Linked DNA regions of Homo sapiens: region 1 is linked to region 2. Evidence: read pairs that join two places in POLR2A ChIA-PET (ENCODE). Cell type or tissue: HCT116. All regions are shown on one strand.

Region 1 (5,000 bases), 820 kb after region 2:
TAGCATTTGAAGGGTATATGAGAAAAAATATGTAGCATGTCCCCTTCTTTCAAAATGTTTTCTCTTACCCTATTCTTGTGCATTACACAAAAATTCTACTTTGGTGATGTTAAGTGGATCAGAGAGCCTAGGGAAGGCAGACTAAAATGCACACAAGGACCAAGTGACATGTGACAAAAGCATGCTGTTTAGGAATTTTCTTTTTTTTGCTGAATAAAAAACCTCTCATTTCAAAATGTATCTTGTAAACCAAAAACCACAAAGCTAAAAAAGGCATAAAGTAAAGCTCTAACCTTGAGAGAGAGTAGAGTTAAGAAACTGACAGTACAAGAAAGGCGAAAAGCAGAGTGCTGCAGAATGGAAAAAATAGTCCAAACTAGAAAAAACACAGAAAGGAAAGCAACATTCAAAAAAGGATTAGTCAAAGCTGCAAAAAATGCAGTACTAAAAAAACCAGATTAAAGAGAAAAGAGGTTATTTGAAAGATAAAACAATGCAAGTTTTCATTTTTAAAGTTAAAATTTTGGGTTAATAGATAAGATAGCAGTGATAAATTCCCATTTCAATGAATAATACTGGTATCTGACATAAATAGACAAACGTATCTATGATCTAGTGAATGAACTTCAGACAAATCTACTAAATTAAAAACTATACCTCATGCAACTTCAAGCATCTACTAACATAGACTTCAAACTTTTAATTTGCTTCAGAAATTTCTGTCATATCTAAAATTTGTGTTGGTAGGCAATTGAATAGGTTATAAAATGAAGAAGGCAGAAAAAAAAAAAGCAGTCTGCATAGGTGAAAGAAAGCATGAAACAACACAGTATTCCATAACTGAGGTACAGTTATATAGCAAAGAGCAAAAATGCATATTCAGTAACCTTTATCCTTCTGGGTGGCATCACTTTCAGCCTTTTCCACAACTTAAGGGACTCATGTCATACATCATAAGGAATCAAAAAATTCACAAAAAGGCCCCCCCCATAACTCACAAAGCAGATAATAAAATATTTATTTTATTACAAATAAGGACAAAAACTTCTATAAGTAACTCTCCATACCTGGTAGCTATAAATTCCATTTAGCTTACCAAAAAAATCCAATTTTCTTTCTTTCTTTCTTTCTTTCTTTTTTTAAGAGACAGGGTCTTGCTCTGTTGCCCCGGCTGGAGTGTAGCAGTTGGATCTTACTTAGCTCACTGCAACCTCAAACTCCTGGGTTCAAGTGATCCTCCTGCCTCAGCCTCCCGAGTAGCTAGAACTACAGGTACACGCCAACGCACCTGGCTAATTTTTTTGTTTTTGTTTTGTAGAGACAGGGTCTTGCTATGTTGCCCAGGAACTCCTGGCCTCAAGTGATCCTCCCACCTCGGACTCACAAAATACTGGGTTTACAGGTGTGAGCCACTGTGCTTGGTCCCAATTTGGTTTTTATTAATCTTTTTAAAATGGGATTTTTAAGAACCATGTGACAAAATTAATGCAAAACCCAAAATATTCTATGATATTTTAAAGAGCTCTCCTCATACCACACATTTGACAACTCTTATTACTGTATAACAACCCTGAAAAATCTCCACAGCCATGGTTATACTTTATAGGCCATAAGAGATTTAAAAATACAAAGTATTTATTTTTAAAGGCAAATAGCCACTATGGTATGCAAGTCCTTTCAAAGGTCTATTAAAGGCCAAGATATTGCAAATGCATCATACTAGGAAGGGTTTCTACATGAGGAGAGAAAAATCAAGGCATGACTAAAACAATGAAGTTTTGAAAATTCTCACTGCTGTCCAGAAACCAAAACTAGGTAAAACCCACTTCTAGCTGTTCAAATATGAAGTTCAGTGGTATACTCAGGAACAAAAGGTCACCTACAGCAAAAACCGCACAGATACATCCTCAACATAATGTTTTCCTTGGAGGCTTTTTTGATGTAAAATTGACACCAAGCAACCATCATATGCAAGATTCTGTTTTCAAATCTGTATCATTTTATGTAAGAGTGAATCATCAAGTGAAACACAATAATTTAATTTTTATAGCTTTCCTTTTATAATCTATTCATAAAACTTAATTCACAAATCCAGGAAAGGAAAAATAAGCCCACATTTTCCAATTTTAAGACTGGAAATATAGTTGTCATGTTTAATGAATGGGGTAAACAAGCTACTGGCCAAGGATGTTATACAAGGCACTCCAGCATATTTATAGGCACAAACTAAACCACAAACAGTATACTGTTCTGCTCTTAGCCAGATACATTTTCTCTTCTATTTCATCCAAATTGAATCTGTAATTCGACATAGTATTGTTCCTTTGAAATTAATACATTCAGGTTTCCTTTTAAGCTTTCTTACCTTTTGTAAACTGGCCCTGTCTGATGGTGGAATCATTTCAGGAGTAAGAACGTGAGGAGGATCAATGCCCTTGATTAACTTCTGACTGATTAAGTGAAAAGCCAAGGCAAACTGATCCTTTGAAAGCTTCCCACAGTCCTTTGTGTCGCATAATGACCTGCACAAATAAACAAAATGAATGGTATGTAAGTGCCACAACTGCAAAAAGTCCAGAGAAAAAGTACCACTATGCAGCTTTTTTAAAATAATGAGGTGAATTTAAAAAGACAGTCACACCAACTTGCAGGTTATTAAAAACTCACTCAACTGTTCGAAGAGGTAGATCAGCTAAGATGGTAAAAAGAGAATGTTCACCCTGGTGCTGAGCAGGAGCCTCTAATCTGGGTTTACACTTTGTGTTTTCTTACCAATTTTCAGAACCACTATACAGTAAAAGTTGTGGTGGGCCAAAGAATCCTAACATTCCTTACACCCAACATTTTTAACATTAAAAGATATTAAAGATAAAATCTAAGTCTCAACAAATTTGATTCACTGGTGGCATTAGAAGGATTCTAAAACAAGCACAATTTTGATATTGCTATGCCTCCTGCAACTCTTGGAGTAGGAGGATACAAGGATCACCAAGCCAAAGCAGAATAAACAGCTGCAAATGGAAATCACATGTGAGGAAAAGGCAGCAATCTGGAAAGCTTTACACAATCACTTGAAGAGAAACTGCAAAGGTTTTACTCTACTTTCTTTTTCTGTAATTAAAAAAAAAAAAAGCTCAGCTTTCTGAAATCCTGATCTGTTTAATGCACTGAAGGCCAGTAGGGCCTGATGAAAAGACTACATAAGTAAAAAGACTACATGTCACATAGATCTTAAATTCCAGCTTTTCTACTTATTTCTTCTTATAACCTTGGCTAAGTTTTTTAACCTCTCCAAATCTTAGTTTCCTCATCTATAAAGTGGAGATGATAACACCCATCTTGCGAAATTACTATGAGAATTAAAGACAGGATATATAAAAAGCTTAGGCATAACATTAAGCCCGTGACAACTGCCATTTATTGAGTATAGTGCCTACCCTAGGCACTCAATAGTGGCAGCTACTACTAGTTATGCATATTTAATCTTTCCCAGTCTTGGGTTCTTGTTTCTTTTAAGGCAGATCTACTTACTGTCTGCCTCCCTTCTTTTCTAAGTTTCTCTTTACAACCATGTGGCCCCACTTGTGACGTTTCTGCCTCTTGAAAACCTGAAGATAACCTCTGGTATCGTTAGGTGGATTGGCGGCAGACAAACTATAAAGCATTTTCATATACATTATCTCATTTTCTGTGAAATTCATTAAAGACACTAGGGTTTGCCTTTTCAAGGACCAAGTATGTTATTCCTATGTGAAGGTATGAAAGTATACATATACACTATAAAATTATGCAGGTATGCCTTGAAGATACTGTTTTTTACATTGTTTAAATTTCAGATATCTGGATTCTCTCTGAAAATTTTAAGTTTAATTGATATAAACAGAAGCTGGATTTTAACATTCTAATAACAATTAACTGACACTGTCATTCTTTTTTTTTTTTTTTTTGAGATGGAGTTTCATTCTTGTTGCCCAGGCTGGAGTGCAATGGCGTGATCTCAGCTCACTGCAACCTCCACCTCCCAGGTTCAAGCAATTCTCCTGCCTCACCCTCCCGAGTAGCTGGAACTACAGGCGCACACCACCATGTCTGGCTAATTTTTTGTGTTTTTAGTAGAGACAGCTTTTCACCATGTTGGCCAAGCTGGTCTCAAACTCCCGACCTCAGGTGATCCACCCACCTCGGCCTCCCAAAGTGCTGGGATTACAGGCGTGAGCCACCATGCCCAGCGGATGCTGTCAATCTTATAAAGCTTCAGGTAACCCATTCTCAAGCTTTTGTCCATTAGCCAGAAGAATTCTTCAGATTCTGATTTTCTCTATAAAAAATTCTGAAACAAAAACTGTCCTATTTACAAATGACTAAAAATCAAAATGCAGAAACTGGAATTGATACAAAACCATATTTTTAAAAAATCAATTCAAATAAAGTCTTACCATATATGGGCTAGTAAGGTAGAAGGTAAACCTGTTTTCAAGAATATTTCACGGACCTCCAATCCAGACACAAATCCGTCCATATCTTTATCAGTTTTCAGGAAGATTTCATCATATTTAGCTTTTTCTGCAGGGGATACAACCCACTACAGGGAGGAAAAAAAACAGTATTTCTGCCAAAATGAAACAAACTTTGAAGTGTCACTCTTTCAATCCATTACAATATCCATCACAAATTCTGAACAATTCTACCCTACTAACTCAGAGCAACAATGTATCACTTCCATATGACATCTCAATCAAAATGCTGTGGGGAAGAGAAAATAACAGAAGAAAATACAGGTCAGTTAGGACTTATCCATAGGTGCACATTTTTACTTTTTTTTAAGAAATGAGTAAATTCAAACATAGTTAACTCTTGACTAATGCCCACATTAATATAGGTAACTGAAAGTCTGTATAAACAAAATACTCAGATAATTCTCAATCTTTATTTTTTATAGTTTGACCCAGCAGTGTTAACCATAGCCAAACTGGCTGATTTGCATATCCTGTCATTATCTT
Region 2 (5,000 bases):
ACACAACAGATGGTTGGGTCTTATCTTTTTATTCAGTTTGTCATTCTGTGTCTTTTAAGTGAGGCGTTTAGCCCATTTATATTCAAAGTTAGTACTGATATATGTGATTTTGATCCTGTCATTGTGGTGTTAGCTGGCTGCTATGTAGACCTGATTGTATAATTGCTTTTCAGTGTCTGTGGGCTATGTGCTTAAGTGTGTGTTTGTTGTAGTGGTATCATTCTTTTGATTCCAAGTTTAGTACTCCCAGAAGGACCTCTTATAAGGCTGGTCTATTTGAAACACATTCCCTCAGCATTTGCTTGTCTGAGAAGGATTTTGTTTCTCCTTCACTTATAAAGCTTAGTTTGCTGGGATATGAAATTCTTGGTTGAAATTTATTTAAGGATGCTGAATATAGGCCCCAAATCTCTTTTAGCTTGTAGGGTTTGTGCTCACAGGCCTGCTGCTAATGGGGTTGTCTAGCCTGATTGGGTTCTCTCTGTATATGACTTGACCATTCTCTCTAGCTGCCTTTAAGATTTTTTCTTTTACATTGACCTTGGTGAATCTGATGAGTACATGCCTTGGGGATGGTCGTCTCATATAGTATCTAACCAGGGTTCTCTGTATTTCCTGGATTTGCATATCAATTTTTGTAGTGAGATTAGGGAAATTTTCATGGACTATATCCTCAAATATATTTTCCAAGTTGCTTATTCTCTCTCCTTCTCTCTTAAAAATGCCAATGAATAGTAGATTTGGTCTCTCTCTCTCTTTTTTTTTTTTTTTTTGAGACAGAGTCTTGCTCTGTCTCCCAGGCTGGAGTGCAATGGCACAATCTCGGCTCACTGCAACCTCTGCCTTCCAGGTTCAAGCGATTCTCCTGCCTCAACTTCCCAAGTAGCTGGGACTACAGGTGCCCACCACTACGCCTGGCTAATTTTTGTATTTTTAGTAAAGACAGGGTTTCACTATGTTGGCCAGGTTGGTCTCGAACTCCTGACCTCATGATCCGCCCGCCTCGGCCTCCCAAAATGCTGGGATTATAGGCGTGAGCCACCGTGTCCAGCCTAGATTTGGTCTCTTAACATAATCCCACATTTCTTGGAGGTTTTGTTCATTGTTTTAAATTTTTTCTTTATTTTTGTCTGAATGAGTTGATTTGAAGAACCAGTCTTTGAGCTCTGAGAGTCTTTCCTCCTCTTGGTCTATTCTGTTGTTCATACTTGTATTGTATTATGAAATTCTTGTAGTAAACTTAGCAGCTCTAGAAATTCAGTTTGGTTCTTTCTTAAAATGACTATTTCATCTTTCAGCTCTTGGATCATTTTGCTAGATTCCTTGGATTGGGTTTCAATTTTCTCCTGAATCTCAATGCACTTCGTTGACATCCAGATTCTCAATTCTGTGTCTGTCATTGCAGTCATTTTGGAATGGTTAAGAACCATTGTTGGGAAACTAGTGGACTTGTCTGGAGGTAAGGGGACACTGGCTTTTTCAACTGCGAGAGTTCTTGTGTTGATTCTTTATGTGTGGGTGAATTCTTGCACTTGGTTTCACAGGTGTATATATTAGCAGGATAATTTTTGTTTTTGCAGTTTGAGCTGCGATCCAGTAGATGGTGCTTAAGAGTAATGGCCAGTAGCTAGGCAAATATCCAGCCACATAGATCTTTTGTACTTTCTTGCATTCTCAGGTGTGCTCTGTGGTGTGGGAGGGGAGGAGATGGCTCCCTCACCAGGTCTGCTTCTGAGCCTTGGGGGTGCCCCCTCCAGTCACTGGCACTGTGCCTGCATTTTCTTTTGTTAGGTGTTCCGGGCCATGGGGCCCCCTCAGGCAGAGGCTGGAGCAGGGAGATATGCCGCACACTTTCCGGACCAGCCCTGTGGAGGGAGGCACACCCTGCTCCTACCCTAGTTCTCAGTCCTCTGATGGTGGGGGCTCCTCCCCTGCTCAAGTGTTGGTCTTAGATCTTGGCTCCATACTCCTAAGCTACATGCCACAGCCCTGGAAGTACCAGGAAGTCCCACAGCTCAGGGTGGGGTTATGGCTGTGCTGGGGTTTCTGATGTGCTCCTGAGTCACTGGGAAAATACTCAGGTGGAACAATGCACTCTGGCTGGGCTGCAAAGGGGGTGCTGTGTACACGCTCCTGCAAGGCAGCTAGGAATGGGCCTTCGCAGGAGCCAGTGAGCAGGAGGGCTTGCAGATATGCCCCAGTCTTACGGGGAAGTTAGCCCCGATCTTTCTTTTTTTCTTTTTTTTTTTTTTTTTTTTTTTTTTGAGATGGAGTCTCACTCTGTAGCCCAAGCTGGAGTGTAGTGGCGGGATCTCAGCTCACTGCAACCTTCGCCTCTGGGGCTCAAGTGGTTCTCCTGCCTCAGCCTCCCAAATACCTGGGACTACAGGGGCGCACCACCACACAGTTAATTTTTTTGTATTTTTAATAGAGACAGGGTTTCACCATGTTGCCCTGGGTGGTCTCGAACTCCTGAGCTCAGGTGATCCACCCACCTCGGCCTCCCAAAGTGCTGAGATTACAGGAGTGAGGCACTGCACCTGGCCCAGCCCCGATCTTTCTTAGGTTGGAGGTTACCTGGGGCCAGCACCTCCTAGAGGAAGATGAGGAGCCCTGGAGGGTGGGTGTCTATGGCTAATCTCTGCCAGAGCTGACCAGCACACAAAAGCTCCTGGGCTCCATGCCGACCACACTCCTGTCTGTCTTGCTCCCTAGAAAGATTCCCCTGCTGGCCAGGCACAGTGGCTCACGCCTGTAATCCCAGCACTATGGGAGGCCAAGGCAGGCGGATGGCCTGAGGTCGGAAGTTCGAGACCAGCCTGGCCAGTATGGTGAAACCCAGTCTCTACTAAAAATACAAAAATTAGCCGGGCATGGTGGCAGGTGCCTGTAATCCCAGCTACTCAGGAAGCTGAGGCAGGAAATCACTTGAATTCGGGAGGTGGAGGTTGCAGTGAGCCGAGATTACACCACTGCACTCCAGCCTGGGCAACAGAGCGAGACTCCATCTCAAAAAAAAAAAAATAAAAAGAAAAAAAAAAGAAAGATTACCCTGCCAGCTCACATGTCCATGGAGGATAAAGGGTCCGCCGTAGCTAGGCTGGTCTGTGGCAAGAGTGAGCTATCCCTCATTTCCTTAATACACCCCTTTCCCAAAAGCTATTCAGGGCCAAGAACTAGCACCAGCATTCAGATACTCCACACAAGGTTCCCAGCTTCCTCCCTTTTCAGCCTTGGCTTCAGCATCTCCTCACCAGCCACTCTTGGCATTTTCTCTCCTAAGAGTTGCCCAAATTATGCTGACTTGATGATTTGGTCTCTCTCGGTAGAAGTGGCACTTCCAGGCCGCATTTAGTTAGCTATCTCATCCACTCTCTTGAGAGTTACTTTTAAAGGATATTAGTACAATTGTCATCCAGGAATCTAATATTACTTGAAATTTACCTGTTTTTAATTGATCCATTTCATTTGCTGAAGGACATGTATTAGAATTTTACAGAATCATAAAATTTCAGAGTTAAGGGAAATCTTGGACTTGGGGGTGGGGAGGATGGTAAAGAGGAACAGAGAGGATTCCAGTATTTATTGGACACCTACTATGACCTCCTCTTTACTAAAGTGGGATATCCCTGAAAATACTGTGAGGAGTAGGGGAATTTGGCTTCTCTGGAGAACGTTTGATAGTATACCTGTGCACACCAGGAAGCAGTGGTAGGCACAATTGGTCATAAATGAGAGGTAGCTTGAAGTTTCTTTTAGATTCTACCCTTATTCCTCAAATCTTCCTCTAGGACCTGATTCTCTCCCTCATTATCTTGCACTTGGTGGTAATCCCATACTGTACCCTAGTTTTTGCTCCCTAGGGCTCACTAATATCATCTTCTCCTACACCATGACCCTGTTCTCACCGGTTCCCAACTTTACTGAACTTTACCTGTATTGCTTCATTTCCTCAGATCCTCAAGTATCAATAAGCTCAATAAGTGCATCGAGTTCAAATCAGCCCATATGAAGTAAAGAGCATTTGAGGACACTGCTAGATTATATTCATTCATTAAAACTGTGGCATTTGGGAGACAATCTTCCATTTTGAGTGTAGTTTGGGAATTTTTAGAAATTTTGGCTCAGGTTAGGACAGGCGTGGTGGCTCACACCTGTAATCCTAGCACTTTGGGAGGCCAAGGCGGGTGGACTGCCTGAGCTCATGAGTTCGAAACCAGCCTGGGCAACATGGCGAAACCCTGTCTCTACTAAAATACAAAGAAATTAGCTGGGTGTGGCGGCGTGCACCTGTAGTCCCAGCTACTCGGGAGGCTGAGGCAGGAGAATTGCTTGAACCCGGCAGGTGGAGGGCAAGTTGCAGTGAGCTGAGATCGTGCCACTTGCACTCCAGCCTAGGCAACAGAGTGAGACTCTGTCTTGAAAAAAAAAAAAAGAAAGAAAGAAAAGAAAAAGAAATTTTGGCTCAGGTTTAAAAAAATTCCTCATAAACCAGAGCACAAATGAGGCCAGGTGTGGTAGCTCATGCCTGTAATCCCAGCACTTTGAGAGGCCAAGGTGGGAGGATCACTTGAGCCCAGGTGTTCAAGACCAGGCTGGGCAACTTGGCAAAACCCTGTCTCTACAAAAAATACAAAAAATTAGGCAGGCATGGTGGTATGCGCCTGTAGTCACAACTACCCAAGAAGCTGAAGTGGGAGCCCAGGAGCCAGGAGGCAAGGCTGCAGTGAGTTGTGATTGCACCACTGCACTCCAGCTTGGGTGACAGAGCGAGACCCTGTCTCAAAAAAAAACAAAGAAAGAAGAAGAAGAAGAAAGAAGAAGAGGAAGAAGAGGAAGAAGAAGGAAGAAGAAGAAAGAAGAAGAAGAAAGAAGAAAGAAGAAGAAGAACCACAAATACAAATGGCACTGTATGCTAGTGTTGCCACTAGAAAGACCACGTAGTTCCGTGGCAGGCAGTCAAGTAGAAATGACTAGTCCTAGTCCAGACACAACTTTCG

Evidence for each region. Peaks named below come from ENCODE experiments on the same cell type or tissue, not always from the same donor. Only the 100,000 strongest peaks of a DNase experiment are listed, where the experiment ranks them.
Region 1: POLR2A ChIA-PET joins it to region 2 with 6 read pairs; 2 of 35 experiments call an interaction of 5 or more read pairs at or near these places.

Annotation. Positions count from the first base shown.
Region 1 is chr1:51,442,524-51,447,523 of GRCh38, forward strand. EPS15 (epidermal growth factor receptor pathway substrate 15) reads right to left here. Exons shown (of 25, transcript NM_001981.3): 10 at 4,437-4,582; 11 at 2,366-2,522. Among named protein-coding and RNA genes, the nearest start is that of EPS15-AS1, 73 kb to the right of the region's middle. In HCT116, no CTCF peak of the experiment used is centred here; no DNase peak of the experiment used is centred here.
Region 2 is chr1:50,619,154-50,624,153 of GRCh38, forward strand. The region is part of intron 8 of FAF1 (Fas associated factor 1); the gene reads right to left. Among named protein-coding and RNA genes, the nearest start is that of FAF1-AS1, 180 kb to the left of the region's middle. In HCT116, CTCF peaks have their summits at 1,599 (motif pointing right) and 1,804; DNase peaks (open chromatin) are centred at 1,678 and 2,038; H3K4me3 peaks cover 468 bases; H3K27ac peaks cover 733 bases.